Linked DNA regions of Homo sapiens: regions 2, 3, 4, 5 and 6 are each linked to region 1. The links are chromatin contacts, found by Hi-C or POLR2A ChIA-PET in ENCODE. All regions are on one chromosome and are shown on one strand. The core of a region is the stretch at or near the end of the contact, and the rest is flanking DNA. Distances in the headings are between cores, read along the strand shown. Region 1 holds the start of FERRY3 (FERRY endosomal RAB5 effector complex subunit 3). Region 2 has its middle 120 kb from the start of CCND2. Region 3 has its middle 20 kb from the start of LINC03141. Region 4 holds the start of KCNA6-AS1 (KCNA6 antisense RNA 1). Region 5 has its middle 120 kb from the start of LINC03141. Region 6 has its middle 58 kb from the start of CCND2.

Region 1 (4,381 bases), core at 1,065-3,564:
CTATTAAAAAGTGCACTCATATTACTCTCTTACTCTTCAGAGTTAAAGAAGTTAGAGCTGAATAAAATGTGAAAACCCCTTTATAAATTCTGAACTTGAATAATAGTAAAATAAAATCAATAGCCTATTTTTAATTAGTATACTTAAGGGTTAAGCTATGATGAATATAATAATTTCCACTACTTCATCAAGCATATTCTTAACTGAAATGATTTTTTTTTTTTTTTTTACTTTTAAGAGTATGGCAGTAAACATTGCAAAGACTAGTAGTACAATTTAGTGCCACTGCCTTAATTGTTCTGAGGTGCCAGCAGTTTTATCGGGGTCACTGCAGTGCAAATGACAAAGCAGCGAAAAAGGCAAATCATATCTTAGTATTGTTATGAAAGGAGTTTTGACCTCATAGACCTCTAGAGAAGTTTCCAGGGACCCACAGAGGTCTGTAGACCATACTTTAACAACTGCTGTTCCTTACAAAGGGATTATGACTCCACTGCCTGGATGCTTAAAACCCATTTCAAATTCAGCATGTTCGAAACAGAAATCTTGATCCCTCACACCTCCTAACCTTCCTTTTCCTAGTCTTCCCTATCTTAATACAAAGATCATCCATCCTGTAGCTCAGACCAAAACTATTGTGGAGTCATCTCTGATTCTTTCTTTCCCTTACCTGTACATCTACTTCATCAGCAAGTTCTGTCCACAGTGCCTCCGAAATACATCCCAAATTCATCTGTTCCATTCCATGCCCACTAATAATACCCTATCCCAAACCGCTCTCCAATGATATAATACCTGATTTTCCTGCTCCCGTTCTGGTCACCCTATCCATCATTTATTCTCCACCAACAGCCAGTGACCTTTATAAAAGCAAACTTAGATTCCTCTCCCCTACTTAAAACCCTCCACTGACTTCCCATTGACTTAAAATAAAACCTAAACTCCTTTCTAAGACTTACAAGACCCTATCTGTTCTGGCACCTGCCTATTTCTCTGGCCTAATCCCCCTACGATTCTCCCCACTGCTTGTTAATCCTATAGCATTAGACTGTCCCTAAAATATGGTCAAGTATGGGGCCTTGGCTCCTATTCCCTCTACCCTGATTCATGACTCAGTGCATGCATTATCGCCTCAGAGTCACATATTAACTACTATATTTAAAGTAGTGCTTTCCTCTTTCGCACTCTCATATTTCGAGGCTTATTTTCGGCCCCCTAACCTCACCTCCCACTGGAATGTAACCTCCAGCACCTCGTACACTAAAGAAGTGAATATATTCAATAACTTTATTAAATGAATGGCTAACTATAGGCTTCCATGGCACTCAACTGTGTAAATAGAAGAATCGTTTCTAATACCACGATGGAAAGCACAGAGGATCTTGAGTGAGATGACTTAGGTTTGAGTATTGCCCTGCCACTTACTGGGCTGTATGACTCAGATAACTTACCCTCTATACGTAGAAATGTTAAATCAATACAACAGGAATGCTTACTCTTTCTATATCAAATAACTACAGTGATAAACAAATAAAATAACACATAATTGGGCGCTCGGTGAAATGTAAAGCGCTGTTCAAACGCTAACAAGGTCTTGGTAAAAGAAACGGCGACGGTTGTGAAGGGAGGCAAAGAGAAGGAAAAAGCTACGATGCTAGGATACTTCTGAGCAACGGGTGGCTCTCACTGGAGACTGGGTTCTTGATAACCGTCCATCCTAACCCCACCATCGCTGCCCTCCGGTCTTACTCGATCCTTTCCCCTTAGTCTCATGTCTTTTCCCTTAGTTTTCCTCCCACCCCCGACGAATGTCAGGAACTACCCACCTCACAGGCCGCACCATGGTCCCTTTCAAGGCTTGGTATTTACAGTTCTCAAATTCTTGTTGGCTTCAGCGGCGGTTTCAATTCCCGCCCAAAACCAGACTTCGGAGCCCTCCGCCCCCTGTTACCAGTCGTCCAATCATCACCAGCCATGCTTGCGGCGGCGCACGCGCTGTGGGGAAAGCGAATTTGCTCCCGCCCTCCCCAAGGCACCGCTTTTCCGTATCCGGTCCACCAGAGCCGAGTTTGTGCTTTGTCCCTGCACTTTCGTCACAACGGCGGATTTGCCCTGTCTCTGAAATACAGAATAACAATAGAAATACACCTTATTGCACCTTTCAAATTGTTAAATTGAAACAGGTTGGGACATAGGGGCACTTGGACTGAGAAATTTTCTACAAGATGCCAGGAAATAGAAAAGGATGTGGCGAATCTACGTTCGCGGATCCGCGGTGTGGAAAAAGTATGTCGGCAAGTCAGCTGGTTTCCCAGTGCAGGACGCGCTGACAGCTCGAGTGAGCGGACTGCCCAGGACTTCGGAACTAGACGAGGTGAGCCCAGAACCGAGTGAGGATGCCCTTTCAGACTGACAACCGTTACAGAGGGATTAGTCCCCTCACCCGGCTGAAGTTTCTCAGCTCGACCGTCTGTCTTCCTTTTCCCTGATTAATGTGAGCCTCAGAGCCTCCGCTCTGTTGGCTGTGTGTGTTCGGTCCAGACCTTCCATCCCATTTTCTTATGGGAAACCTTCCTGGATTTCACGGTTGCTAAAACTGAACCCAGGCTTCAGGATAGACCATTAGTCTAAAAAAAGAGCGAGAGGAGAAAGAACTAAAGTTATCAGTTTCTTGAAACACAAGTCTAAATGTTGAACCAGAGCTTTTGTGTCTGCCTTCTCTTTTTTTTTTCAACATTCCTGATTCATTCATATTTTTGCATTTATCAGTGGTTGATTCTTTTTTATTGCTGTGTAGTATTTATCTCATAAAATAAACAAGTTTACTATTCTCCTACTAATACGCATTTTGGTTGTTTCCAGTTTGGGGTATTATAAATAAAACTTATATGAGCATTCTTCTGGGTGTACTTTAGCGAACATATGCGTGTGTGTGTATTTGGATATATACTTAGGAATGAAATTTCTACATCATAGAATATACCTTTATGTAGTTTTGGTAGTTTTCTAACATTATAAAAATTTGTATTGCTTTACGTTTAATTTTAATTCTTTCTGAGTAAAACAAATACCCTATCTCTTTGCATTATGGTGAAATAGACGAAGATTTTTGTGTATAGCCTACATACAGATTTGAAAATATAGTCTGGATAATTCAACTTAGCCCCGCCCCACGACATGTACAAAAGTCCTTTGAGTTTTTTTTATATTTCAGGTGATATCTTTTTAAATAACCGTATGAATAATTTTTTGTTCTTTATTTTTCCAGTGAGCACCATAAAATAAAAACGCCATACAATCCAACAATTATTTATTAGTTCTTGCCATTCGCAACATCCTGCCTAATACATGGAATACAAGACAGTATTCCTTCCACTTCAAGAAGACTGTTTTCTAGCCAAGAGTAAGAAATAGAGCGTGATAAGTGCCATGATTCAAATAAGTCTAGGCTAATATGAGAGCCTGTCGGGACCCAATCCAGTTTTAGGGAGTTGGATAAGTCTTCCTAGAGGCTTAACTGAGACCTGAAGAATTAGCAATTGTTATCCAATGAAATTAAGATCAGTAAGAGTGCTCTAGGCAAAGGAAAAGGCATTCAAAAAGATTCGGCATGGAAGGAGAAGTTTGGTGTTGACAGAAGTTCAGAATGGCTGGAAAATAAAATTTGTGAATTTGTGTATTAGGAAGGAGAGGTGCAGTTTCTGAGAGAAGAGTGGAAATATAAGCAGGGGTGTTGTAAACTGGGATAAAGAGTTTGCATTTTATCCTGAGAGCAATGGAATGTCATAGAAAGTTTTTAAGCGGATGAACAACATGATCAGATAAGTATATTCCTTTTTTAAAAAGGAAGATTACTATAACTTCAGTGTAGAAAATAATGTAAGAACTGATTTGATGGGAGAAAGCCTAGCCATAGGAAGTCCAGTTACAAGGCTGATGAATAAATAAATCTTTAATTGATGTTGATTCTTACTGCCTTTAACTAGATTTTCTTCTTCCTTAGTAGTGTCTAGTTTGCCTTTGGGGTGTGGGCCGGAAGTGGAGGTCCTGTACTCTCTCTTTTCTGTGTATCTTCTTCCCACATGGAAATCTTTCTAACACTTTCTTACTCCCCTTCCCCCAGTCGGATCTCATGACCACAACCTCTAAGTTCTCCAGGATCACTCCTTGGTCCCTGATCTGCTTCTTTGACTTTCTTTTTACCAACGGTTTCTTAAGCTTTGTATTTCCCCACCCATGAACTCTCCCTAAGAATTCTCTCTGCTCTTCTCTCCATGGTCCTTCCCTATTATTGAGAACCCTGCCTTGGAATATAAAGTACTTTATGGCCATAATTTTTTTTCTTAAATCAAGTTTAAAACAAAGTGTCTTTTTTTTTTTT
Region 2 (4,407 bases), core at 1,091-3,590, 380 kb after region 1:
TGAGGCAGGCAGATCACAAGATTAAGAGATCAAGACCATCCTGGACAACATGGTGAAACCCCGTCTCTACTAAAAATACAAAAAAATTAGCTGGGCGTGGTAGCGCATGCCTGTAGTCCCAGATACGTGGCCAGCTGAGGCAGGAGAATAGCTTGAATGTGGAAGGTGGAGGTTGCAGTGAGCCAAGATCGTGCCACCACACTCCAGCCTGGGCGACAGAGCAAGACTCCGTCTCAAAAAAAAAAAAAAAAAAAAAAGTCATAAGAGGAAAAGAAAGACTGTGGAAATCTTCCAGATCTGCACCATCCAAGATGGTAGCCACTAGCCACATGAGCACGTGTCAAACCCCCTCATTTCATAGCTAAGGAAATTGAAATGAAGATCTAGAAAGGTTAAGTAATTACCCAAGAAGGTAGAAGTATTTAAAAAAATTAATTGACAAAATTTTTAATCAGTTTTAGATTTACAGAAAAATTGAGTGGAAAGTACAGAGAGTTCCCATATGCCATCCCTCCCAATTTCCCCTATTATTAACATCTTGCACTGGTTTGGCACATTTCTTATAATTGATGAGCTAATATTGCTGCATTATTGTTAACTAAAATCGGTGGTTTACATCAGGGTTCACTCCTGTTGTTCATTTTATGATTTTTGACAAATGTATGGTGACATATACACCATTACAGTATCTAACGGCATAGTTTCACTGCCTTCAAAATCCCCTATGCCCTCTATTCATCTCTCACCCCTCCCCACAAATCCCCAGAAAATCTTTTAACTGTAGTTTTGCCTTTTCCTGAATGTCCTACAGCTGGAACCATACAGTATGTAAACTTTCAGATTAGCTTCTTTCATTTCACAGCATGCATTTGAGGTTCCTTCCTGTCTTTTCGTGGTTTGACAGCTCATTTCTTTTCAGAGTTGAATAATACTCCATTATGTGGATGCACCATTGTTGGTTGCTCCATTCACCTGCTGAAGGATATCTTGGTTATTTCCAAGGTTTGGCAATTAAGAATAAAGCTGCTGGCTGGGCACGGTGGCCCTCACCTGTAATCCCAGCACTCTGGGAGGCCGAGGCAGGTGCATCACCTGAGGTCAAGAGTTCAAGACCAGCCTGGCCAACATGGCGAAACCCCTGCTAAAAATGCAAAAACTAGCCGGGCATGGTGGTGGGCACCTGTAATCCCAGCTACTCGGGCAGCTGAGGCAGGAGAATCGCTTGAACCCAGGAAGCAGAGGTTGTAGTGAGCCAAGGTCGTGCCGTTGCTCTCCAGCCTGGGCGATAGAGCAAGACTCCATCTCAAAACAAAACAAAAGAAAACAAAACAACAAGCTGCTATAAATATCTGTGTGCAGGTTTTTGTGTGGACATAAATACCAAGGAGTTCAATCAGTTGTTGGCTTGTGTGGTAAAAGTGCATTTAGTTTTGTGAAAAACTGCCAAACTTGTCTTCCAAAGTGACTGTACCATTTTGCATCCCTGCTAGCAATGAATGAAAGTTCCTGTTGCTTCACATTCTGTCCAGCATTTGGTGTTTTCTATGTTCTGGAGCTGGCCATTCTAATAGCGTGTAATGGTGTCTTATCATTGTATTAATTTGCATTTCCCTGATGACATATGATGTTGAACATCTTTTCATGTGCTTATTTGCCATCTGTGTATCTTCTTTGGTGAGATATATTCAGTCTTTTTTTTTTTTTTTTTAGAGGCGGTGTCTTGCTATGTTGCCCAGGCTGGTCTCAAACTCCTGGGCTCAAGCAACCCTCCCGCCTCAGCCTCCCAAAGCGCTGGGACTACAGGTGAATCACCACACCCAGCCTATGCAAAGTCTTTGGTCTTTTTTAAAAATCAGATCGATTGTTTATCTCATTTAATTTTCACAACAGCCTTCTGAAGTTGCCCTGAGATGGAATATTATCCCAATTTTATAGGTAGCAGGGGGACCGGCGGGGCGCAGAGTTAAATGGCTTGCCCAAGCTCATAAGTAGACACACCTAGATGGCTGGCCTGCTGCTTCCTGGTTCTGTTCTCCTTTGGCTCATTCACCAGGTGGCCTATCCCCAGCCCCCACCCAGTTTTGTTGAAAGCAGCTGAGGACAAGATAGCAAAGTTCTGATAATCCCAGGCAGGCTTCCTGGAATCAGTGTGGGGGAGCTGGGGAACACCCCAGAATAGTGCCAAGACCTTGCTGAGGACTCCACCCACAGGAAATCCCCTGGTCTGTGGCGCCTCTGATGACAGATTTGACCAACTGCCCTGAAGTGTGTGATACAAGGCCTGCTCAGGACTGTTTCCTGGGTGCTTCTTGGGGCCAGGCCATGGGCTGGACGTGAGACAGTGGGTGGAAGTGGGGTGGAAATTCTACTAATTGCTATGGCTTTTGCTTCTGGGGAATTCCACTCTCACCCCATAGCCCTCTGCAGCCATCACAGTAAGCCTGCTTTCTTTAAAAGTAGGAAGTCACTGACACCTGTCACCCTCTATGTCTTAATTTTCCCCATTTCTTTCCCCATCGAACTCAGGAACCATAATCAAGAATTATCATGAAAGACCCTGTTAGTTCCAGTTTCCAGATGAGTAGAAAGTATCGCAATTTTTTGTTATGTTTTAATTAATTGTTAAGTATCTAAACAACGTAAAACTGATTCTCCCTGTAAAACTTGGACCTTACACATAAAGTCCCATAGGACCAGGCCGGGCGCAGTGGCTCACACCTGTAATCCCAGCACTTTAGGAGGCTGAGGCGGGTGCATCACCTGAGGTGAGGAGTCCAAGACCAGCCTGGCCAACATGGTGAAACCCTGTCTCTACTAAAAGTACAAAAATTAGCCGGGCATGATGGCAGGCACCTCTAATCCCAGCTACTCGGGAGGCTGAGGCAGGAGAATCACTTGAACCCGGTAGGTGGAGGTTGCAGTGAGCTCAGATCGCGCCACTGCACTCCGGTCTGGGTGACAGAGGAATACCCTGTCTAAAAACAAACAAACAAAAAAAACCTCCTGCAGGATCAGACAGCACCTACTCTATCTCCTGGTAACCAGGCCTGCCTGTAAAACAGGACCAGTGGAGGTCTCTTGCTTTCCCATCTTCTCTTCCCGCTGCCCCTTCCCTGGACCTAAGGGTGCGCACAAAGGCAACAATTGTCAGGAAAATGGATCCAGAAATGTAGCAGGCTCGGGAGTCTCTCGCAAGAGAATTCTGGCGTCCCAGTTTCCAGGGACTGTGATCTGGAAAGGGAAGTGCCACTAAATGCAGAACTTTTTGTCCCAAGGGAAGGATCCAGAGGGGACCAGAGTAGGACATCATTGACCTGGATTTAAGGGCAATGTTGCTGGGATCCTTCTCCCCTCTCTCACTAAACTCGAAGCTGTTACCAGGTTTCCCTTTAATTTACTGACATATGGAATACAGTGTCTTTATGCATAGAGAATGAAAAGCATTGTTACAAAGGTTATTTCCCTTCACTGCATGAATAAGATCATACTGTATGTATTGTGCTTCAGCTTGCTTTTGTTCACTTAACTCTGCAGTGGGGATTTTTCCACGTAGCTCTATGTTTTTGTTTTCAACTATGGCTTAGTATCCTGTGGGTGTGATTACACTCTAGTTCAGTTAAAGATAAGCACTATTGGTTTAGTACAGGTTAGGTGCTGTAACATAATACATACATTCCTGAAAAACTTTGTATTCTGTAAAACTGCACACTAAAAATAACAGGCTAAAAATAATAGGATTGGGCAGGCCTGAGAAATCTATGCAACTCGGTAATAGAGCACTAATAAAAACAGTAATTGGTGCCTTCAGAGAAAACCTAGACAGCCCAGGCAACAATTCTACTTTGGAAAGTTGCCTCTGGGGATATTAAAACTTGCACAAAACTATAGAGTGGTACTGCTGGTTGCAGGTGCTGAGATGGTGCAGATGGAAGTGGACTCTGGGCCAGGTGGGCATAGGAGGAAGTGCAACCTGCTTCCTAGGATGAGCCTTTCTGGGAAGCAAACCCAGGTGCAGGCATGCATTTGCAATTTTCTTAAAATAGAGCTGAAAGGGCTCTTACCTAAGCAAAAGCCAAGTTGAGGGCTTTTCCCTTTCTTGTTGAAGGTTAGAATTCTACTCCTGCTACTTTAGCTCTTCTTGCTAGGAAAAAATCCATATGAACCCACCCAACTTTCACTTTATAAGCACTTAATTTCCCTATTTATTAGCTGTGGATGAGTTCTTATAGGAACATGTGTTGTAGAAGAATAGATGGTAGACTAGAACATAGTATATGCTCAGTAAATATTTGTATAGGAAAAGAGGAAAGGAAGGAAAAAGGAGAAAGAGAAAGAAAAGAGGGAAGGAGGGAGGAAGGAAGGAAGAAGAGAAGGAAGAAAGGAAAGAAAGAAAGAGGAAAGGAGGGA
Region 3 (4,097 bases), core at 369-2,868, 510 kb after region 1:
GCAGTCCTGTTTCCAGGAGATCCAAGCTTGGCAAAGGCATAGCATGATTCATCTGAATCACAAGAAGTTGGAGAAGGCAAGTGAGGTGGAGAAACCAAGGCAGAGTGCGAAGAGTGGCTGCCTCAGGCTACAAAACCAGGGCAGGAACTGACAGTACAAACAGAATAAATAATACTGATTCACAGGCCAGAGAAACCTGTCGCCAAAAAATGCCCTGTTGCAATCTCAGCTGGTAGGCTGTGGATGGCCTGATTTACAACCAGTTTCAGAGTTTAATGAACTCTCAGGTCACCTTTATCTATATAAAAATAACAACAAAAAGACCCCTAGTGCTATGCAGTTTTCAAAGCAATTACTCACACATTATTCCATTTCATCGTGGAGTGTCAGAGTTGTAAGGGACTTTAAGAGGTCAATTAGCTTAATCCCTCATCCTGCTGCAGATGAAAAGGAGACTGAGAATAGGCAAGTGACTTGCCCAAGGTCACACCCCTGTGTTAGCAGCACAGTGCAATGCTCTTTTTTACCAAACCACACTTCTCACACACAGAAGTAGCCAGTGCTCCAATGGTCTCTTGATTCAGAGCGCTCTAAGAGTTTCACTCTGCCTGGATTTCAAAGCCCTTCAAAGGAGGGAGGGTGGTGCCTGCCTTATCTTTCAAAGATTCCCAAGCGCAGAGATTCTATGGCATCTCTCTGGTCAACTCTTTTTTTTTTTTTTTTTTTTTTTTTTAGACGGAGTCTCACTCTTGTTGCCCATGTTGGAGTGCAATGGTGCAACCTCGGCTCACTGCAACCTCCGCCTCCCAGGTTCAAACGATTCTCCTGCCTCAGCCTTCCGAGTAGCTGGGATTACAGGCAGTTGCCACCACGCCCGGCTAATGTTTTGTATTTTTAATAGAGACGGGGTTTCACCATGTTGGCCAAGCTGGTCTCGAACTCCTGACCTCAGGTGATCCACCCACCTCGGCCTCCCAAAGTGCTGGGATTACAGGAACGAGTCACCGCACCCAGCCTCCGGTCAACTCATAATTTGCTGCCACAGTCGGCTAATCTGGTCTTCACAGTATTGTATCCCCATTACCAAGAGTGCCTAAGCTATTAACCCACCAGTAACAGGTGCCAAATTGCCTCTTCTTCTGCACAAGATGTTCGTTTAAAATCAAATTGCACATAAACCCCTCCAGTCCCAACTCACTTCCCTCAGCCCTCGGCCTTTTTTGGTCTTCTTTCCCCTTGGTGCTCCCAATCCTGCCTACTGGGCGTCTCTAAGATGACGTTGGGAGGGGAAGCTGGGTGGCCTGGGGGAGCAGCTATGGAGTTGTGCAGGAGCAGGCGGGCAAGTCACAGGGCTTTATCCACCCCGCGCCCACAGGCCCCAGGAAGGGGTACCGCGATCGCCTGATGTCACTACACTCATGGACTCTTCCAGACCGGCTCTCTCATCTTACAGATGGGGAAACTGAGGCCGGGAGTGCAGAAGGGGCTTGCCCAAGCACGTTAGTAAGACTAAGCTGGGAGAACACGCCAAGTTTCCACACTCCCAGGCCAGCTCACTTCCTCTACTGTCCGCCTTCCCCTTCGCCCATGAGGAAACTGAAGCTTAGGGAGGTGGAGAGATGACCTAGAACCGCTCGGCTTCCCCAGGCCGGGTCCAGGAGCAGAAGCGCGGAGAGAGGGGAGAAAGGGAGGCCGGGACCGGGCACAACTCCAGGGGGCACTGCTCGCCCCGCGGTCTACGTGCCCCCCGGCCCTTTGTGCCCTGCTGAAGTTGGGGAGAGGGCGCAGGGAAGAAAGGGCAGGTGCCCTGACCCTCCAGAAAACCAGCCCCTCGGGGCCGCCCAGAGTCGGGGAGGCCTGGCCCCCGGCACTGCCCACGGCCTCTCCTCCGGGGAGACGGGGTCCGAATGCCTTTCCCCATTCAGCGGGATTATCCCTTTTGAATTGTTTAAAAAAAAAAAAAAAAAGCTGCAGCTAGCGAACCCTGCCTGACAACACCGAAGGAATTTTTCCCAGGGATCGGCCGAAAGCTGACTCACATTTAAAGGCTTGCCCGAAGTGGTCATGCCCCTCTGAGCAAATACCACAGGCATGCGAGCACGCGTCCGCGGCCTCCTGGCGGCGCGGCCTCCGGGCGCGGCCGGCGATTGGAGCAGCGCAGCGCCCCTTCTCCCCCGCGCAGCCAATCGCAGCGCCGCGCCTCTGGGTTGCTAGCCGGGCCGCCGGGCGCGGGGAGGCGCGGGCGGGGAGTTGTCCCTGCTCGTTTCCCGGCCCCGGGCGGGGGCGCGGCGGGCGGGCGGGAGGCTCAGGCAGTGGGTTTCGGCAAGTATGGCCCTGGAGGGAAAGCCAAGGAAAGGGCTGAGCCACCTACGCCGCAGGCCCTTTGAGCCCCGCGGTCCCCCTCCGGAATGTGCGCGGCGGCGAGAGGCGCTCGGCCTGGGCCCGGCTTGGAGGCGCATTGCTGCGCATCTTCCCCGGACCGCAGGAGCCTGGCCTGCGAGCCACCCTCGCCTGCCTCAAAACTCCGACGCCCGGCAGTCATCTCCTGGCCACTCCACCATTGCAGAAGGCAGCGGGGGGAGGGGGGCACGGGCTCATAAATCGCGGAAGAGCAGTCAGAGACCCTAGTTCACAGCTACATTACAACCAGATTAACGTGCGATCCTGGCCAAGGCTTCTCACAATTGTAGTTCTGGTGTTTTGGGGTTTTTTTCTCGTGTTTCAAATGAGAGGTTTGAGCAGGATCATTAGAGTCCTTGGCGCTAAGATTCAGGTTCTTGTAAGAACCGAGATCCAGTTCTTATACTTCAGCCCCAAACGATTTTCCACGCAGCGGCCCAAGTGCTTTTCTCAACATGTAAATGGCATCATGTCATTCCCCCACCTTAGTACCTCTGAGCATCTCTGTCCCTCTCCATCCAGCTTTATCCCAGTGGTCTTTCTGGGCTGCTTGAAATTACTGCCCCTCTCCCCCAGCTTTTTCCTGCCTCAGGCCTTTGCGCGTGCTGTTTCCTTCACTATCTCTTGGCCAATTCCTAACTCATCCTTCAGGTCTCCGCATAAATGGCATTTTACTAGTGAAGCCTTCCCTGTGCCCCAATCTGAATGAGGTCCCACTGCTACTCCCACGTGACACCCTGCGGTTTTCCATCATGCCTATGTTAAAAGCTGTAATTTTCTAATTTTATTTGCTTACTATCTCTTCCACTAGAAAGGACAGAGGCCACTTCTATTTTGTACCCCATCAGAACAGTTAAATTATCCCCAGGTAAGTAAAGAATTATCATACCCATTTAACAGATAAGGTGGTGGAAGTTGAGACAGGTTAGATAACTTACCTAGGTTCAAATAGCCAAAGGTGTTAGAACCTATGGGCTTCTACTTCTGTCAGGAAATTGGATTATAAAATAATAGGCCTTCCAAGAAATAGCAAATAAATTGCTAGAACAGATGGCTTTAGCACTTTAGATGCTGTGGTTTTGCCCCTGCCCTTCAGGACTCTTTCCATACCAATGAAAGTTCTATTCCTTTATTCATTCAACAAATATTTATGGTGTATCTATTATAAGCTAAGCAGCACAATCGTAAACAAGAGATTTCCTTTCCAGAATCTACAGAACACTAGCTACACAGTACAGCCTTTTCTACCATGGAGCAGTATCCAAACTGTCCATTTAGTTAAGAATTTTGGTCATCTTTTCTGATATTTTGTTTATTTTGGTGTCTGTTCTGATATGTGGTAGGCTTAGCCTACCAGATACATGTATATATAGATGTATACCTACCATATGTGTGTGAATATATGTATATACGCACACATCCTTTTTTTTTTTTTTTTTTTTGAGACAGGGTCTCACTGTTGCCCATGCCCAGGCTGGAGTGGTGGTCACAATCATGGCTCACTGCAGCCTTGAGCTCCCTGGACTCAAGTGATCCTCCCACCTCAGCCTCCCGAGTAGCTGGGACTACAGGTGCACCCCACCACACCTGGCTAATTTTTGTATTTTTTTCTAGACACAAGGTTTCGCCATATTGCCCAGGCTGATCTCGAACTCCTGGGCTCAAGTGATCCTCCCGCCTCAGCCTCCCACAGTGCT
Region 4 (4,131 bases), core at 703-3,202, 290 kb before region 1:
GGCAGGACCCTCTCTGGGTCTAGAAAGATGGATATTCCATAGGGATTTGTTCTGGAGACAGGTGAGTGACTAGGAATTGAATTCTGATGTGGTGATTTAGGGCATGAAGCACATAACAAGGACAAAACAGTGTCTCAATGCAGGCCTGCAAATGTTCATTCTATGAGGTGAAGAATGAACAGAGGGGCCAGAGGTACAAGCCAATGTCCTCTGCAGCCACCCTCAAAAGAGTATCAAAAAGCGTATTGTCTCAGGAGTATCAGGCCACCGCCCCATAACCTCAGATGTGACCAGGCCTGAAGGATCTCCTTCTACCTGTGCGTCCCTGCACCTCTCACTTTATCTTACCCAGTGGGCGCACTGCCGCTGGGGTGGGGTCACAGAGGAGGCCTTGAATCAATGCTGGGTTGTAGGTTGAACAAACTTCACAAGACTAGAAAATAAGTAATAGAGAGGTACTTGTTTTTTTCACATTGCCAGAGTCTCACATTTCCCTCTCTGTCTGAGTTTTCCCAAGCCCACAAGGGATGGTCGTGGGCTGACTGATGACACCCAGGCTCTCGGGGTCTGAAGAAAAGCAAAAGAAAGGCCCCTGTTCTCTGGTCCCAACCACAAACATGAGGGCACTAAATAATTCCACAACTACACCATCTTCAGAATCAGAGCACTAGGAAGGAGAGAGCTATTACTCATTTTGACCAGGAAGCCTTGTTTTATTTAGCAATGAGTATTTGCTAAGCGTATCTTCTACTCAATAGAACACCCTCACCATGTTTCTGTGAGACCAGAGTGATCCCCATTTTATACTGGAGGAACACAAGGTGTATGAGAAATGTGCCCAAGATCTCAATACTAGTGACTCGGAGAGCCAGGGTTTGAGCCCAGATCAGTCTGATACTGAGACCTGTGCTCTCTCTGTATATAGTATGCAAGAACTATCATTTCTTCAAAGTCTGAGCTGAATGGAAGCTCTCATAAGAGATTATTTTCAGAAGCTCCGTGTCTTAGCCAAGGGAGTAAGTGAATTAACACACTGGACTCCAAAATCCAGCTCTGTTATAAAGTAGTCATAGTAGCCACGTGGCCTTGGGCCAATCAAGTCATCACTCAGGACCCCAATTCTTTTTGGCATTTACAAAAGGAGAAAGCGGAGCTGGAGGATGGATCCGACCCCTTCCAGCTCCCATGGCTGGGAGGTTTTCCATCTCTCCCATAGAGAGGCTAGCCCAGACTGAACCAGAACGTTTTTTTCCTGACTAACGGTTTCTAGGAAAGAGGCTCATGCTGGCTGGCTCTCAGGCTCAACCCTGGTCCAATCCACTGTCAGCAGGACGGGGTCAAGCAGGTACTAACTTGGCTGGCTGCTTGTGGGTGATAACGAGTTATTGTGAAGGACTCTTGGGCCCTCTGATAGCTGCCTGACAATGCCCAACCAGAACAGTAAAGATCCACCAAGCCAGCCGCTCCGGGCCACATGCAACTTCAAGGACCACTTTGTGCATCTGCACCAAGGCTCCCTCTGTTTTGAGAAAGGAGAGCTCGTCGGTCCCATATTCCTCCGCAGTCCTTGCAAATCCTCTCACCTGGCAGGAAAGCCACTTAGGGTTGTTGTATAAGAGGAGGAGGCACAGCGGAGACCAGCTTTGTTGGCAGAGAGCTTACCTTTCCTGAAAGTCAGCGCTGAAAGATCAAAAGTCACTGAGGACCCTGCTGACTCCCCCACACCAACTCACAAAACCAACAACCCGTGGTGGGCAGGGCCTGAGAGAGGAAAGTGAACGATATCCTGCAAAAGTCTGCTAGGGGGTGGCTTCGTCTCAGTTGCAAGGCTGCTGAATAGGTAGGTAGGTAAAGGCCATGGGGAGAATCAGCATTTGGAACTCTTCCCTGGGTGCAGCGCCCCTGCCCGCATTGCCTGCAAGGCAAACCCCGCCTTCTCCCGCAGCCTCCCACTCCGCCCAAGCAGCCCAGGGACAGAGGCTGCAGGATTCTGACACAGGAAGTCTACAGTCACTGGGAGCCTCTCCAAGATACAGCCTGTGTGAAGGAAAAGGTCTGGACAAGGAGAGGAACAGTAAAGAGAAACAAAAGTCCTCGGTTTGAATGAGGAGAGATTTTGAGCCCGCAGCGGGTTGCGGGGTGGAGGATGGCGGAAGGGGCAGATGCCGTTACCGGGTTCTGTTTCTCTTTCGCTGGCCACCTTGTTAAGCTCCCATTGGCCAGGTGTCCGGAGTGGGACTCACCACTGCAGGGGGCTCCAGCCCCACACAGCCGCCTCCCAGGAAGGACTCAGGTGGGCTTTCAGGTTATCCGCGGTGGGATGCAGGGGTGAAGGAAGCTTTGGTGGTGGATGTGAGAATTTGGGATGGGGGTGTGGAACTTTACTGGCTCCTGCCATGCAGCGTGCACAGTGCTTTCTGCAGGATGGCATCGAAGGGGCTGGAGCTGGGGGGCAGCACGTCTCTGTCCTCAGACCACGGTGGAGGATGTGGACTGTCCAGGCTCCAAGCTGTCCATCCCTCAGTGCCATGACCTAACCGTTAAGTGGGATGGAGCATGGGAGGGGAACGCAACTGCACCTTTCAGAGAGAGGCCCTCTGAGCAGGAAGAGTGGCTGCAGTAGAAAAGATGTGGCTGAGAAGGGGAAGAAAGAGCCTCGCGAGCATCAGCACTAGGAGAGGCAATTGATTTCATCCTGTGAGTCTCAGGGGAGTGGAGGCTGCCCCTTCCAAAAGAACTGGCAGGACTGGCCATGAGCCAAGTAGGGAACAGCTGCTGCTGACTGAGGGAGAAGCTGTGCAGCCTCGGGCAATTCAGTCAACCTCTCTCGGCCAAGGACAATATAATAATGCCTGCTTTACTGACCTTAGTGAATTGTTACGATGTTCAATGGTGAAAGAGAGTTGTAAAATGTGAAGTGCAATTAAATGTATAGGTGCGATATTATCAGCAGAACTTCTTGGGCTGGAGGTACCCAACTATGGCTGCACACAAGAACCTCTAGAGACTTTTTTTTTTTTAAATCCTGAACTTGGAAACCACCCTAGATCAGTTATTCAAATTAGGGCAGGCAGTGAGCAGAAGGACAGGAAGTGGTACTTTTTTCAAAAGAATCTGGTGATGCTGATATCCTATGAAGGTTGAGACCTGCTACCTAAGACTTCCCCAAAATCCATGAAGGTGATCACTCAGAGCACATGTTTTTTAAAAAGGCATATTCTCAGGCTTCTCCCAGATCTTCTGAATCAAAATTTCAAGGGGTCCTGGCAACCTCTATATTTAGCGAGCAATAAGAGCAATGTGGACACGTTATGCCAGTGAAAAGTTTGTCGATTAGCTCCTTTTCTACTGGATAATCATATCCAGCAATGCTTCTGGACAGCACAGGCAAATCAGCTCAAGGAGGGGAAGCACCCTCCTCAGACGGTAAGTACAGACATGCTTTGGGGGGATGGGGTTACAGTAGACAGCCAAATCCCATCCTATTCCTGCTCCACCGGGGTGAAACTCCAATTATAAAATGACACATTTCCCAGCCAACGTGCCTGGGAACCTTAAGATAAAAAGGAAACGATGATGAGTTATCTATAACTAACAGCATCAATTATGAGTGCTTTATTGTGTCAATAGATTGTTCAGGCTTTCTTGCTTCACACACTGCGGACTCTGTTCCATTCATAAAATTATACAAACACTTGCATATCCATGCACATGCACTCACAAACACAGAGACCCCAAGCTCGTCAAACACACAAATGGGAGGACGAAGAGGATGACAGGAGCCGGTGAACTCTTATCAGGCAACTGCATTACTCCGTTCTAGCATTATTTGCAGGATTCCATGCTACATTAGCGATGTTCCCAGGTAACAGGACCCCAGGGATTCTTCATTTTAGCTCTTTCATCCCACAGGGGCAACACTAGTTTAGCAGATAAGAGCACGACTCTGGAGCCAGACTGCCCAGGCTGAAATCCTACCACCCCACTTACTGGCTGTGTGTGACTCTGGGCAAGCTACTTCTGTGAAATGGAGATAATAACGGGGCAACTGGGACGATTAAATGCGCTGGTACACATAAGCCCTTAGAGACATGCCTGGCAAACAAGATGCTATGTGAGTGTCCGCTGCTA
Region 5 (4,252 bases), core at 543-3,042, 400 kb after region 1:
CAAACTTTTTGAGTTAACAGTATATCGCGCAACTTACTCTGGGATATTCTGCTCCAGTGATGGAAAGAACTTTCCTATGTTGAAGTGAAGAAAAGACTGTGGGTGGGGGACTGGGCGATATGCCCTTCCTGGGAGGTCTGAGCCTCTAGTCTGCCACCCACCTGTTCCTAAAAGCTCTTTGAAAACCCTTCAACTGGATTAAGGCTTTCATTAACTTGCCTTTGTTCTCAGTGATTTGACCTTGGGTGAACTGCTCCATTTCTTTATGGCCCTTCCATTTTCTCCTCATTGAACTGGGATAATGGTCCCCAATGCAGTCCTGTCTTCCCGGGGCCTTTGGAGTCCCCAAAGTGTTTCTGTATGATATTTCCCTGAATTGTTCTGTATTATTTCCTCTGCAGCTTCTGTCTCCCCAGCTGGGTTGAAAGCACCTTGAGGGCAGTGGCCCTTCTTCGGATAGTGGTTCCAGGCTCCCCTAACACGGTGATAAGATGTAAACATCTTGGGGGAACCTCAAGTCTGGGAACTGGATTTGCTTCCCCACTCTGCCACTTAATGGTCACGTGACAAATCACTCAAGCTCCTGGAGGCTTATTTCCTTCTGCTTTAAAACAGTGGGGCTAACTGAGCAGAGGGAAAGTGATTTATAAACTCAGTTTCCATAGAATCCTAGTTATTTTTATTAGTCATTTATCCGACACATGCTAATTGTATTCCAGGCATTGTGGGAGATGTTGCTTCTGGGTCATCCACCTCATCTCTCCTTGTCTCTATTCGCCCATAGGGTGATGATCCTGGAAAATCATTCTTATAACGTCTGTGAGAAGCTCAGCACTCTGAAGAGATACACAGAGACTGTTCACATGAAGGAGTAACGGGTGACATCACATCAGCTCCGGTCCCCCAACCTTCCCTTCCTCTTAGGGGCAGCCATATACACAACCAAAAGCAAGCACACGGGACAAACTACTTTTTATTCTAGAAAGAGAAAAAGGGATTTCTGAACTCAGGTAAACTGGAAGTGAGGGATGTTGGGGGGAAGGGAAGGATCGAGGCAGAAAGGAGGGCCCAGGGATGAATGGAATTGCAGGGCCCAGCGGCAGAGCAGACAGACCCCCAGCACACATGTCAAACCCAAACAAGGGAATGTTTTGAGGCTGTGCGTCCGGCATGCCTCCGTCCCAGCCCCCTTAAGGACCACCCTGGGAAGTTCTCTAGAAAACCCATCCATCACAGACAACAGTCTGCTTTCTTTCCCCGCTGGTTCAACATCCATAGCACAAAAATGTGCTTCACTAATGGAAACCTTGTGCTGGGTTCTTGGAGCATTATGGCAGTGAGCGGCAGAAGAGGAAGTGAGTGTGTTTGAAAGAACACACACACACACCACGCACACACACACACACACGCATACACAGAAACAGGCCCAAGCCCCCTGTCCACAAATTCATGCACACAACCATTCACATAACTGTGGATACACAGAGGTGAACAGGGAACGCCTCACGACACTGGGACTGTGACAGCAACAACAGCTGATGAAGTCATTGCCCTCCAGCTCCCCCATCACCAAGAAGGGATGGGCGCCTCCCGCTTCTGTGTTTCTCAATGATTCAGTGTGTCTGGCTGGGGTTTTCACTGGCTCTTTCATACATTGTTGGAGAAAAAAAGAAAGAAAGAAGGAAAAAGATCAAATTTCAGTTCCCCTCAATTGCTCTGGGTTTGTGCAACCAAGTGTCATTGTGAGACTTCTGCCGCCCACGTCCTCAAAGGGCCCAGCACGTGGCTCAGTCTGCACCTAGACCGGGGCAATTAGTAGTTCCTTTTTCCTGTCATGAAGGGCAGCCCAAACATCAAAGGTCCCCATGTTGTTACCCTATCAACTGGTTTAGACCACGAGGCTGACTGAAGGCAGAGGCAACCAAGAAGCACTTTTGTATGTGAATAAAAAACAAGTATGGAATGTGGGCCGGGCAGGTGGCTCACGCCTGTAATCCCAGCGCTTTGGGAGGCCGAGGCAGGTAGATCACGAGGTCAGGAGATCGAGACTATCCTGGCTAACGTGGTGAAACCCCATCTCTACTAAAAATACAAAAAAATTAGCAGGGCGTGGTGGTGGGCACCCGTAGCCACAGCTACTCGGGAGGCTGAGGCAGGAGAATGGCGTGAACCTGGGAGGAGGAGCTTGCAGTGAGCCGAGATCGCGCCACTGTACTCCAGCCTGGGCGACAGAGCAAGACTCTCTCTCAAAAACAAAACAAAACAAAACAAATAAAACAAGTATGGAATGTGGAAAGAGCAGAGCCCTGGCCTAAACCTCAGGAGAACTAAGTTCTAGCCCTGGAGGCGCTAGGAACTGGCTGTGTGACCTTAGTCAGGTTACCCAGCCTCTCTGATTCTTAGAGCTGTCTGCTGTAAAATGAACAGGGCAGATAATGACAGTCTCCGAGGCCCTCCATTTCTGACCTTCTGTGATGAGAATGTTGTTCACTGGTTGCTATCTACATGAATGAAGATTTGCGGGGCATGGATAATACAAAACAATGGTGAGCTAACTTTAATGTTTTCTATTTTACTTTGTTTGCCTTTGGAATGTAACCAGAGCACACATTCAGACACTCACAAACTTCCTTCCTTCCCTGCCCCCTTTCCCTGCTCCTCTGTTTGGCCCTCCTGGCCAGGGGTGGGGGTGGAAGAATGTGAGGTTGGCTGGAAAGGCCGAGAGGATGCAGGAAGGTTTCTGGTTGGGGGCACGGAGGTTGTGGGGGAGGGGTGCTCCAGGGACCTGAGAATCGATTAGCTATAAGATCATTTTAATCCCTTCCGCTATCCAGAAAGGTGGGAGATTGTGAATAGCACATTCCTCACGCGAAATACCGTATATCCTTGCCTATGAGAAGCCCCGGGAAAAATAGTAGTGTGTTTAAATGATGAGCCTCAAGGAAAATCATCAGAGAAGTCCTCCTTCTTGTCAATTGTATATTTCAGTTTTCCTTTCCAGCCAAGATAGGGCCCCTGCAAAATCACGATTCCTAGGGCAGTCGTCATGCTTGTGGGGGTGGAGACTGGGAAGAGAGACAGGACCTTCATGGGGAAATAAATGTGCTATTTTTCTATTTTTACTCCACCTTGGCTTGGAAAATAGGATACTTTTCTTTTGCTGCAGCATCTCATATGTGAGCATATACGGTAATGGAGGCATTCCAGAGTCCAGCTGATAGCCAATCAGGAATTGGGGCCTTTCTGCATTTTTCCCTTTAAGAAAAAGTTTTGGGTCCTCTCAGGAGCAGCAAATCAACTGCAGTCTGCAGAGTTACCATCCCCTCCCCCACCTCCCACCCACCATCATGGGGACGGGGCGTTCGTGTTAGTTAGGTCAACCTGGGTCCTCTTCCTAGGGACAGCCCCGTGAAACACAAAGTCTTAGGTTTTGAAAGTAGGGTGCTGGGGATGGGAGAGAGAGGCTGGCAGGGGCTGGTGGCTGACCAGCTGGGGCCATTGCTTGGGGTGAGGGTGGTTGGAGGGAGAAAGAAGGAAGAGAGAGAACTCCGGGATGACATGCAGCTATGGATGCTCGCGTGGGTGTGCATATACGTGTGTGTGCGTGCGTGTGTCTCCCCACAGGACTGGACCAGTAGCAGGCTGGTGGAAAGCATGAGCAGCTCCATTCAGGAAGGGGAAGCAGCAGCTGTTTCCCCAGGAGACAGTGTCTGGGAGCAGCTGCAAGCTGGGAAGAGCCTGATGGCAAGGGAGCTGCCGACTGTAGGATAGACAAGGAGAGCCAGGCTGGGTGCTACCATCTGGCTGGGCTGTGGGGCTCTAGCTTGTAGCTGGCCAGCCTCAGCTTTCTCTCCTGCTTGTGAAACCTGGGCCTTAACTCTCCTGTCCTTCCCTCCTCCTTAGCCTTGACTGGACTCTGCCACTCTGCCTGCTCTATCACTATGGCCTCCGCTCAGCTTCCAGGCTTGCTTCTCGTTTCTCTCTTTAACGTTTCTAATGTTGGTGACTCGCCACTTCCAGTTGCCCTCCTGTTTCTTCTTCACTTCTCCTTCATTTCTTAGTTCTCCTTTCGTTCAGGGCTAGGCAGACCTGAAAGGCAGTGGGAAAATCGAACAGCACACTGGAAAGAGGCCATCTGTCCCCTGTCCTCTGGGCATACTCCTTGGTCTGAGTACTGGATATACTCAGACTCTTCCCTTAATACTTCCTTTAAATGGTGGACTCTTATCCAGATGAGGAAACTGAGATTACA
Region 6 (4,020 bases), core at 972-3,471, 320 kb after region 1:
TGCAGAATGAAATAAGTATTATGATTAATCCATTTCCATGCGACTGAGATCCACTTAAGTAAATAAAACAGACCGGGGGCAAATTTGACATGGTCGTAGTGAGAAAAGTCCATTTGGAGTGAGAAGGTCCCCGTAAGTGGCCTTTCAAAAGCGATTTAATTATTCTGAGTCTCAATTTCCTGTACTATTCAATGGGTGAAACTACCAAGAGCTACACCAAGTGGGTTTGCTGCAAGGATGAAATGAGAAAATGTATGCGAAGTGTCACATATGCCAGCCCTGCCTCCTAACTTCCTCTCTCTCTGCTGTGCACCCCAGCAGCGAGTGGTGTATATGTGGGAGGTTCTGTTACAGTGAATATTAGGGGCACCTTGATAAGAAGAAGTCACAGAAGACTGGAAATCCATCTGAGAGGAAAGATGGGGGCAGTCCAGCTCCTCTGTCTGGGCACTAATTAGGTCGGGGATTTGGGGGCTGATTTGATGTACCAAAAAGTCTTGCGTTTTGTCTACAGCATGAACGGCTCCTCTATCTTCCCCAACTCACCCACTCCAGTCTTTTGTGTGCACGTGACAACCTCAGTGGCAATGTCATTAGAACATACTTTATTTTTTATTTTCAGTTTTAGAGGCAGTTTAGCATGGTAGAAAGCATGTTGGCTTTTGTAGCAGAGATTACTAGGGCTTCTCCATACCTGGTTTTCCTCTTTCCTGGGCACAGAGAAGTCTACTTTCCCAGGTTCCTTGAAGTTAGGTGGGGCCCTGTGAATGACTAGCTAATGGAATGTGTTTGGTGGTGATACAGTCAGGTCATCTTCAGCCCTAAGCATGGAAGCCCCTGCGTGAAGCTCCAGCCCTTTGTCTTCAGGTAGATTGACAATAGAGGCCCCATGTTGGGGTGGGAAAAGGGAAGGGTAGCTGAGCTGCCACAAGGAGGAAAACTACCCTGGAGATGCACTCAGATCTGCAACCACTTTTGCGTGGGTGAAAAATACACTTTTATTATACAAAGCCACGGAAACTTTAGAGTTTACTTGTACCTGCAGCATAGCTTGGCTTATCCTGACTTATCCAGCCTTTTCTCAGATTATCCTGGGTTAGAATGCTGATTCCATCAGCTATAGGCTGAAAGGTCAGGATGGAACAAGTCACTGAATGAATCTGATCCTTCATTCTTCGTCTTTCAAATGGTAACAATATCTGACTCATAGAATTCTCGTCAAGGTAAGGTAAGCTAATGTATTTACAGTTCCTTTTGCAGTGTCTGGAACAGAGTAGGCAGTCATAACTCATAGCTATTATTATTATTACTATTTGCTAGGTTTGATGCCAGGAATAATAGGAGGGAAGATAAAGCATCTCTCTTCCTTAAAGTGAACAGATTTTATTTGAGAAAATGAGCTGTGTGCTCAAGATAATTTAACAGACCTTACAAGGGATTGTTGAAAGAGCTAAACACACAATGGAGGGGCTACCCGCCTTCTCTCTGTCTCCCGGGAGCTACCTACCTGACACATCCTGAGTCATACAAGGACTTGCACTTTTTGAATATTCTCTAAAGCCCTGGGTAGTACATGTGAGCTACCAGGTCATCATCTATATCTGCATTAAGGCTCTCAGTGGCACTAGATGGTGAGCAGCTTTGGAGATTGACTGGTTGATCTGACTGAGGATCCACAAGCTCTGCACAGATGTGGGCTTAAGAAACATGGGGAGGCAGAGAGTCCTGGGGAGCTCTCGACGTGGTCAACCCAGAGGCAGTGGGATAAACCTGAGGACTTCCAAGGCTATTCCAGCCCCGAGACATTAAACTTCTCCAAGCCAGAACTGCAGAAGCGAGACACATGTGTGGCCATTTACTGAGTTAAGAAAATCTTCCCTTCAGCGTTTGGTGGGCACGTGGGAGGGCCCAGAGTAAAACGGGCAAGAAAGGAGACAGAGTTAGCCTCTGGGCCGTCAGAGATCCTGTTCCTGTTTTTATGAAGGTTCTGACAGAGAAGGCTCAGCAGGCTGGACAAGGGCCAGACCGCAGGGGCATGGCGCGGGTTGCTGGGTGAATGTTCAGAAGTTGAGAAGCTGTCAACGCCCTTGCTGGATGATGGTGATTGCACGTCTATTAAGCGTTGAGGGATCCTAGAAAAAGGGCATGTTTCCCCCACTCACCAGCTCCCTACCTCTGTCAAAGGAAACTGAAAGCAAATATACTACACAAGGGTTTCCCCAGAGCCCCAGGGACAGAAAATTTGCTACATTGGAGCACTGAAGCATGACTTTCAAATCTAGAACAAACTTGTCCCATCTTGAGACCACCGGCGCAAATCTCACTTGTCTGTTTAATCTTCTTTATGATCAACTATTTGCGCAATTTGGGCCAAAATCGGGGGCTCCACCCAAACGCTGCCACAGAACAGACTCAATTTCAGAAGGCACTTTCTTCTCGCCAGACCACTTGCTCAAGCCGCTATACAGCCCTCTGCTCAGGCCCCATGCCCAAAGATTGGGAAACTAAGGCCAGGGAAAGGGTGACGTGTGTGAAGAATGTCACAGCAGCTTAGACGAGGAACCAGGAATAAGCCTGACATAGCTTTTTAGACCAACATTTTGTTAAGAGGTTCATGCAGCTGATGATCTTGGTCCAGGCAAGTCGCTTAACCTTCCTAATCCTCAGTTTCATCATCATCTTCTTTTTTTTTTTTTTTTTTTTTTTAGACAGAGTCTTGCTCTGTCGCCCAGGCTGGAGTGCAGTGGCTCAATCTCGGCTCACTGCAAGCTCCGCCTCCCGGGTTCACGCCATTCTCCTGCCTCAGCCTCCCGAGTAGCTGGGACTACAGCCGCCCACCACCACGCCCGGCTAATTTTTTTGTATTTTTTTAGTAGAGACGGGGTTTCACCGTGTTAGCCAGGGTGGTCTCCATCTCCTGACCTCGTGATCCGCCCACCTCCCAAAGTGCTGGGATTACAGGCGTGAGCCACTGTACCTGGCCGGGCCTCTGGAGTTCTTAGGGACACACCTGCAATGAGCTTGGGAGGTCCCCTGCTCCCTCTCCATTTCTTTTCCCTTCTCTTCTAAACAGCCTTTGATGCCTGTCTGTTGGACAAGCTTGCATGTTCATTTAATGCAGGATAAAGATGTTGGCGCCTAAGAGGGCCACACTGTCTCATCTGTCCCCATTGGCAAATCTTCTTCTCCCAGTTCATTCCTCTTTTGCAAAACATGGATTATTATACCCATCTGACAAGGTCTTTGTGAGGATTCGAGAGAACACGCAAAGCCCGACATGTACTAGGCCCTTGATAAATGACTCTGGTGGTATTTGTGTGTCACGTGCCATATGTAATGCTGGACACTATACATGTTGGCACTGCCCCATCTCCTGTTTCCTAGATCTGCCCTGTGGGTGACAAAGCACAGGTGCCTTCACTTCCATGTGGTAACCCTTTACTATGGAAAGACAACAATTCGGTCCCCCAGAAATCTTTTCTCCAGGCTATGTGGACCTGGATCCTCAGCTTTTGTTCATGTGAACACTAGATCTCCTCATCTGTTCACACACCTTTGGGATGGGCTCAGATTTGCCAGTATCCCTTTTAAAATAGGACGCTAGGAATGAACTCTGTGTTTCATGAGAAGGATCACCAGGGAGGCCACCATGTTTCCTTGCAGACCCAGTGGAAGTTAATACCAGTCACACCAAATGACCTATTTCAGAGATGTGCCATAAGATTTCTGGGGACAGGAGACTAAACAAACAAACAAAAAATACATGTCCTCGCAGGCGGTAGGTGGACTTTGGGATTCTAGAATATTCCATTTCCTGACTTGGGTGATGGTTACATGGGTTATTCATCTTGCAATGATTCATTGAGCTAAGTGTTTTAAAATAGCAGCTTGGTTGAAATACAATTCACGTGTTATACAACTCGCTCATTCAGAGTGTACAATTCAGTGATTTTTGAGTATATTCACAGAGTTATGCAATCATCACCGCAGTCAATTTTAGAGCTTTTTCATCACATCAGA

The links. A loop is a pair of places that touch in the nucleus more often than their neighbours do. ChIA-PET counts read pairs that join two places held with the same protein, here RNA polymerase II (POLR2A). Pooled maps may share reads with other maps.
Region 2: a pooled map shows a loop between it and region 1 (3-fold over the local background). The contact joins the enhancer-like site here to the promoter of FERRY3 in region 1. A Hi-C loop is called at or near these places in 1 of 168 maps with a recorded cell type or tissue (naive thymus-derived CD4-positive, alpha-beta T cell), 5 of 37 single-sample maps with no recorded cell type and 9 of 50 pooled maps.
Region 3: a map of ascending aorta shows a loop between it and region 1 (4-fold over the local background). The contact joins the enhancer-like site here to the promoter of FERRY3 in region 1. A Hi-C loop is called at or near these places in 1 of 168 maps with a recorded cell type or tissue (ascending aorta) and 10 of 50 pooled maps.
Region 4: a loop to region 1 is called in a map of OCI-LY7, with 3 times the contacts of the local background. The contact joins the promoter of KCNA6-AS1 here to the promoter of FERRY3 in region 1. A Hi-C loop is called at or near these places in 1 of 168 maps with a recorded cell type or tissue (OCI-LY7), 2 of 37 single-sample maps with no recorded cell type and 11 of 50 pooled maps. POLR2A ChIA-PET finds 5 or more read pairs at or near these places in 2 of 52 experiments (HEK293T and OCI-LY7).
Region 5: a loop to region 1 is called in a pooled map, with 5 times the contacts of the local background. The contact joins the enhancer-like site here to the promoter of FERRY3 in region 1. A Hi-C loop is called at or near these places in 1 of 168 maps with a recorded cell type or tissue (naive thymus-derived CD4-positive, alpha-beta T cell), 5 of 37 single-sample maps with no recorded cell type and 6 of 50 pooled maps.
Region 6: a pooled map shows a loop between it and region 1 (4-fold over the local background). The contact joins the enhancer-like site here to the promoter of FERRY3 in region 1. A Hi-C loop is called at or near these places in 2 of 50 pooled maps. POLR2A ChIA-PET finds 5 or more read pairs at or near these places in 2 of 52 experiments (GM10248 and activated T-cell).

What each region holds. Positions count from the first base shown.
Region 1 is chr12:4,536,402-4,540,782 of GRCh38, reverse strand. It overlaps FERRY3 (FERRY endosomal RAB5 effector complex subunit 3), which reads left to right and starts at 2,314. Exons shown (of 14, transcript NM_020374.4): 1 at 2,314-2,374. RAD51AP1 (RAD51 associated protein 1) reads right to left here and starts at 1,893. Exons shown (of 9, transcript NM_006479.5): 1 at 1,827-1,893. The coding sequence starts at 1,843. RefSeq lists enhancers at 1,461-2,069, 2,070-2,679 and a silencer at 2,285-2,334.
Region 2 is chr12:4,151,469-4,155,875 of GRCh38, reverse strand. No RefSeq gene overlaps it. Among named protein-coding and RNA genes, the nearest start is that of CCND2, 120 kb to the left of the region's middle. RefSeq lists an enhancer at 1,964-2,333 and a cis regulatory region at 1,861-2,454. Within about 2 kb of position 2,340, at least 10 of the 41 ENCODE cell types and tissues checked have a DNase peak (open chromatin) inside an H3K27ac peak, as active enhancers do.
Region 3 is chr12:4,029,457-4,033,553 of GRCh38, reverse strand. No RefSeq gene overlaps it. Among named protein-coding and RNA genes, the nearest start is that of LINC03141, 20 kb to the right of the region's middle. RefSeq lists a silencer at 2,153-2,392. Within about 2 kb of position 1,618, at least 21 of the 41 ENCODE cell types and tissues checked have a DNase peak (open chromatin) inside an H3K27ac peak, as active enhancers do; they include ascending aorta, where a contact is called at or near this core.
Region 4 is chr12:4,828,592-4,832,722 of GRCh38, reverse strand. It overlaps KCNA6-AS1 (KCNA6 antisense RNA 1), which reads left to right and starts at 1,952. Exons shown (of 3, transcript NR_199077.1): 1 at 1,952-2,293. It also overlaps a transcript of KCNA6 not described here. RefSeq lists enhancers at 1,973-2,474, 2,904-3,063, 3,124-3,313.
Region 5 is chr12:4,133,556-4,137,807 of GRCh38, reverse strand. No RefSeq gene overlaps it. Among named protein-coding and RNA genes, the nearest start is that of LINC03141, 120 kb to the right of the region's middle. RefSeq lists an enhancer at 2,472-3,077. Within about 2 kb of position 1,792, at least 7 of the 41 ENCODE cell types and tissues checked have a DNase peak (open chromatin) inside an H3K27ac peak, as active enhancers do.
Region 6 is chr12:4,213,557-4,217,576 of GRCh38, reverse strand. No RefSeq gene overlaps it. Among named protein-coding and RNA genes, the nearest start is that of CCND2, 58 kb to the left of the region's middle. RefSeq lists an enhancer at 2,269-2,488. Within about 2 kb of position 2,221, at least 9 of the 41 ENCODE cell types and tissues checked have a DNase peak (open chromatin) inside an H3K27ac peak, as active enhancers do.